Regions from separate parts of the Homo sapiens genome. Here region 1 is linked to region 2. The links are chromatin contacts, found by Hi-C or POLR2A ChIA-PET in ENCODE. All regions are on one chromosome and are shown on one strand. Each heading gives the region's core, a stretch centred on a gene start or an enhancer-like site at or near the end of the contact. The rest is flanking DNA. Distances are from core to core; before and after follow the strand shown.

What was found. Hi-C counts contacts between places; a loop is a spot of excess contacts on that map. ChIA-PET counts read pairs that join two places held with the same protein, here RNA polymerase II (POLR2A). Pooled maps may share reads with other maps.
Region 1: a pooled map shows a loop between it and region 2 (2.7-fold over the local background). The contact joins the promoter of IL4R here to the promoter of ARMC5 in region 2. A Hi-C loop is called at or near these places in 1 of 168 maps with a recorded cell type or tissue (sigmoid colon) and 4 of 50 pooled maps. POLR2A ChIA-PET finds 5 or more read pairs at or near these places in 1 of 52 experiments (activated CD4-positive, alpha-beta T cell).

Annotation. Positions count from the first base shown.
Region 1 is chr16:27,312,605-27,315,304 of GRCh38, forward strand. IL4R (interleukin 4 receptor) reads left to right here and starts at 1,370. Exons shown (of 11, transcript NM_000418.4): 1 at 1,370-1,416. RefSeq lists an enhancer at 583-1,313 and silencers at 1,091-1,390, 1,411-1,620, 2,061-2,110.
Region 2 is chr16:31,458,246-31,460,945 of GRCh38, forward strand. It overlaps ARMC5 (armadillo repeat containing 5), which reads left to right and starts at 1,256. Exons shown (of 6, transcript NM_001105247.2): 1 at 1,256-1,754. The coding sequence starts at 1,280. RefSeq lists enhancers at 386-926, 925-1,264 and a silencer at 1,455-1,804.

The DNA of each region.
Region 1 (2,700 bases), core at 120-2,619, 4.1 Mb before region 2:
CTTGATCCCATTGGGCAGTCCTTGGCTTCCACCCTCAAACTGAGAGCTCCTTGAGGGCAGCAGGGGGTCAAATTACTCTCTGGGTTCTCAGCACTGCCCAGTGTGAGTCCAAATATCTCCCACCTCCCCTGTCTCCGCTCTTTCCTCACTCAGGGCTCCACAGCCATGCCGGCCTTCAGCAATTCCTCCTGCAGGCTGAGCTGGTTCCCACAGGGCCTTTGCACTAGCTCTTCCCTCTCCCTACACAAGTCTTCCCCCATAGGCTCTTCAGAGTCTCAGCTCAAATGGCCTCTACTCAAAAAGCCTCTTCCAGACCACCTGCCCCACTGGTCTAAGAGGTCCCTACTTTCTTCTTGGGCCCTCCTGACCTGAAATACTTTGTTGAGTGTTTTCCCCCCAGTCATCTGGCTGCATCCGGGTTCTTATGGTGTCCAGACGTTAATGGTCTATGGGGCCTGTGTTCGAATCCCAGCTCCACCCCTGCTCCTGCTTACCTGCAGAGTGATTCTGAGTTTCTTTCTTTTCTTTTTTAAAATTTTATAAATGTCAATTTTTGTAGATAGGGGTCTCGCTAACAGGGTTGCCCAGGCTGGTCTCGAACTATGGGGTTCAAGTGATCCTCCCGCCTCAGCTTCCCAAAGTGCTGGGATTACAGGCATGAGCCACTTTGCCCAACCCATTTTGAATTTCTTAAGGACTCTGTGCCTCAGTTTCCTGATTTGTAAAACCGGTGATAGTATCACTCCCTTATAGGGTAGTTGCCAGGATTGAACGAGTTAACATTTGCAGTGCCCGACAGATTGTACTAGTTACTGATTGAAGGGCTGTTTTACTATCCAAATGTGGCTGGAGTAGGAGTTGGGTAAACATTTATTGAAGAATGTGCAACCACTCTCACTTGGAAGCCGGGCTGTTAGGAAGGGGAGGAGGATTCCAGTCGCCCAGCCCTCCCCCACCAAACGCAACTGCCCCGGCGCAAAAGAGGCCGCGGAGGCCAGGCAGGAGCAGGTCCTGGAGGCCTGGTCGGCGTGGGCGTTTTATTCCGAGACCAAGGGGATCCACTGCAGAGTTCTCCGCTGGGCGTGACCTCGGGCTACGGCGTGGGAGGAAGCGCGCGGCAAGACACCCAGCGAGGTGCTGGGGTCGCCCCCAGGAGAGGACGGCGGCTCGGACTGTCCGGCGGCGGCGGCGGGGACAGCGACAGGGGCGCGAGGTGGCCGGGACCCGGGCCGGGCGCGCCGGGCGGGGCGGCGCATGCAAATCTGCCGGGCGCCGGGGCGGGGAGCAGGAAGCCGGGGCGGGCTGGGTCTCCGCGCCCAGGAAAGCCCCGCGCGGCGCGGGCCAGGGAAGGGCCACCCAGGGGTCCCCCACTTCCCGCTTGGGCGCCCGGACGGCGAATGGAGCAGGGGCGCGCAGGTAGGATCCGGGGCCCGCGCGCGGATCGGGTTGCGAAGGTATCGCCCGGGCACGCCGGCTGAGGGCGTTCGGGAAGGGCTCGGCCGCCGGCGGGGACCACGGGGACCACCCCGACTCCGAGCGGGGCCCGAGCCCGCGACTCTCGGTGCGCGCGGAGCAGCGCCCGGTTCCGTCCTTGCCGCCGAACGGCAGCGGAGGCGCGAGGCCCGGGGTACGTGGACACCCAGCGCTCCCCAAAGCCGGTGCTGGCAGTGAGACCTCCGCCGGGACGGCCTGCGGGGGTGGGGGGCTTGGGGTTAGGCTGTCGGAGGCCACGCAGCCCCTCTTCTCCGGGCAGTGGCGCCCAGCCCTGCGCTCAGGAAGTCAGTGAGGACTTCGGAGAGAGAAAGGGTGGGGAAAGTTCTGAGAACTGTAAATTTGAGTAGTAGGTCAGTGAATCGGGGCGGTCTCCGCCTCCGAATATCAGATGGACCCAATAATCGCGATCATTGACTGGGACTTGTTTTACTGAAAGGATGCCAAGTGAAACCTCCCACTAACTTCTCTGTGGCCGGTGCTGTGCGTCATGGACATTGTACAGATGAGGTCACCAAGACCCCAGCCGCTTTAGTAACTTGCCCTAAGGTGCCGCCCACTTGGGAGTCCGTGGGGCAGCAGGACTAGAGCCCAGGCAATCCCACGCCAGAGCCAGCTGCTCTCCATCTCTCAATCACGTTTGAGGAGCCCCCACAATAACCAGAATCTCCGGGAGATTTGCTTAAAATGCAGATTCCCAGGTCCTTGCCCTGAGATTCAGATTCAGTAAACCCAGGAATCTGATCTTTATTTTATTTTTAAAAATTTATTTTATAAAGATGGTGTCTCACTATGTTGTCCAGGCTGGCCTCAAGTGATCCTCCCACCTCGGCCTCCCAAAATGCTGGGATGACAGGTGTGAGCCACTGAGCCCTGATTTTTTTTTTAAACAAAATCTGGATTTCTTAGACTTAAGCAAGATAGGGGACCACTAGTTTGTCTGCTTCTGGGGTTCAAGGAATGCCCCCAGGCCAGCGCTAACCCTGCTCCAGTTCTAGTCTCTCCCCTTCCCCAGCCCTCTGGGAGGCATGACCCACTGCACTTCCCTGCCCCCAGTAGCCTATGAGGAGCCCAAGGCATTTGCTGGGACCTCAGTGCCTTTATCAAAATCCCAAAGTCCAATGGGGAAACAGGCTCAGGTGTAGGTTTGGCCAGGGTGTCCTGCACATTAGGGCATTCCAGGGTCCTGCAGGGGTTTCTTAGAACTCG
Region 2 (2,700 bases), core at 6-2,505:
GTGCTGCAACAGGGTGGAGCCAAGGCTGAGACTCTTGCCGCAGTCCCCTCAGCGGTAAGGCTTTTAGCGGTGTGAGCGCGCTGGTGCTGGATCAGGTTGGAGCTGACGCTGAAAGTCTTACCACACTAGGCACAGGCATAGGGCCGAAGCGATGGTCACACTCGGGGCAGGAGTACGGCTTTTCACCGGTGTGTACCCAGTGGTGCTTAACCAGATCAGAGCCACATCGGAAGCTTCTGCCATAACCCGGACAACGGTAAGGCTTGTCACCAGAGGGGCTGCCTTGGTGGTGAATGAAGCCGGGGAGGCAGGCTGTGGTCAGTCCACATTTCCGGCACTCGCAGGTTTTGGGGCTTGTAGACGGTTGCTCTTGGCAAAGGCTTCTTCCTCCCCAGGGCTAGAGCCTGACCATTTTCCGGGCGGGCAGCTGCCCCGACCACACCAGGAAGGGCTGCTCAGGCGGAGCCACCTCGCAATCCAGGGGTGACCTGGGGGCTCCCCGGGACGCGAATGTCCCGCTCCCCCGCCGCCCCGCCCCGTCCGGATTCTCCCTCGCCTCTTCTGGCGCGGCCGACTGCGCTGCGAGTGAAGAACTCCCCGTTTCCTAGATGCCAGCTCCTGAGCTCACGAGCACGTCCAGAGCGGAGGACACTCGGGACACCGGGGTCCAGCTCCGGAAACGGAAAATTCCACAAGCCCGTCACTCTAGGAAGCGGCAGCGAACGTTCTCGGTAGGTTTAACCCTCTTCTTCCTCTGACCGAGCGAGGGCTCCCCGTCTGCGGCGCGGTCAGGACCCCGCACTTTCGGCCCGGCTCGGGGTTCTCGGAGTCCGTCCCAAGGCCGGGCCGCACCACCGCTGGGGGGCAGCGAAGCGAGCCTAGAGGAGAAAAGGCGGTCCCCGCCGAGTGCACGCCGGGGGCGGGGCACGGCACGAAGGCTCCGTGGTCGGACTTCTGGGCTGTTCGGAGGCCCTGGCCCACCTGGAGGGCCCTGGAAGAGTTTCCAGCGCTTCCCGAGGTAGGCGTGAGAAGCTCGACGCGGACCACATCTCCCTCATGCACCGCCCGCACGTCCCAGGATGCGCTGCGATTAAGGTACTGCCGCGCCTCGTGTGCAAGGACAGACTTCCGGGGTCGAGAACTACAACTTCCGACTTGCATCACTGCGGTGGCGCTAAACAGCGTCAGCGAGGCGGTGCCCGACGATTTCCCTGTCTTCCAGTTCCGCTCCCTGGGATCAGCGGCGAGAAGCGGGGCGGAGTCTGAGGCCCGAGCCAAGATGGCGGCTGCGAAGCCAACCCTCACGGACTCGCTCTCGTTCTGCCTCGCGCAGCTCGCGGCGGCGGCCGGGGAGGCTCTGGGTGGGGAAAAGGACCCAGCGACCAACGAGACACCCCTGAGCCGCGCGCTCCTAGCCCTCCGCACGCGCCACATCAAGGCAGCGGGGGGAATCGAGCGCTTCCGGGCACGCGGCGGGCTCCGCCCCCTACTCGCGCTGCTACGGCGAGCGGCTGCAGCGGGTTCCGCCCCGTCCCAGGCAGGCCCCGGCTCCGCCCCCTCGTCGGCCGCGTCGGGAGCTTCTAGCCCCGCCCCCGCGTCGGGCCCCGCCCCCTCCGCTGTGTCGTCGTCTAGTCCTACGCCGCCAGTGCGCCTGCGCAAGACGCTGGACTTGGCGCTCAGCATCCTAGCCGATTGCTGTACGGAAGGGGCGTGCCGGACCGAAGTGCGCAGACTCGGAGGCATACTCCCTTTGGGTAAGTGCTCCGCCCCCGTTTCCTAGAAAGATTAGGTTTGCAACTCCCTTGCTCTCTAGACCCGGGCAGTCTGGAGTTCTTTGTGTCCTATCCCGGAATAACGTGCTTTGTGATGGCGCATCGCTCCTGTTTCTCAATCTGTTGTGCCCCGTGACGTCACTGCACTCTCTATAGATGAGAGAGAGCCCTCCCAGACCAGATAATTGTAGCCATTATCTAGGAATTGGTTGTTGAGGACTTCTTTCGAAGCTGGACTAGCGGAGGCCAAAGAGTTATTTGGTGATTTTTTCAGATGATTCTTACCGTCCAGTTATGATGTTCATAGCAGACATTCAGTGCCCAACTATGTGTCCGGCCCTGTGCAAGGTTCTGAAGCCCCACTGATGAGCTGGAAGGTGTAGTGGTTCAGAAAGGGAGATCTGCAAAAGTCACCTAACCCCTCCGAGGCTAGGATTCCTTGTAAAATGGGGCAATAATAGCTACCTAAAAAAATCAGAGTGGGGAGAAAACGAAGTACAAATATGGCACGAATATGCAAATATTCTAAGCATGATACGTATTTCAAGTTATTAAAAACTAGCATAAGCTGGGTGCAGTGGTACGCGCCTGTAGTTCCAGCTATTTGGGAGGCTGAGGCGGGAGGATCCCTTGAGCCTAGGAGGTTGAGGCTGCAGTGAACAATGACTGCCTGTGAATAGCCACTGCATTCCAGCCTGGGCAACGTAACAAGACCTCGTATCTTAGAAAACCAAACAAATCAGTAGTCGCTTAGGAAGCAGGAAAAAATAAATAAAAATAATTAAAACCAGCACAGTAAGAACAAATCCTAGCAAAACATAAGCTTTTCTGTTTACCAGCTAAATTGGTGCCTCCTAGTGGCAATGTGTGAAAGCAGTTTACATGTCACTACCTGCCTTCCACGAAATTATGCTAGTTTTGATGACAT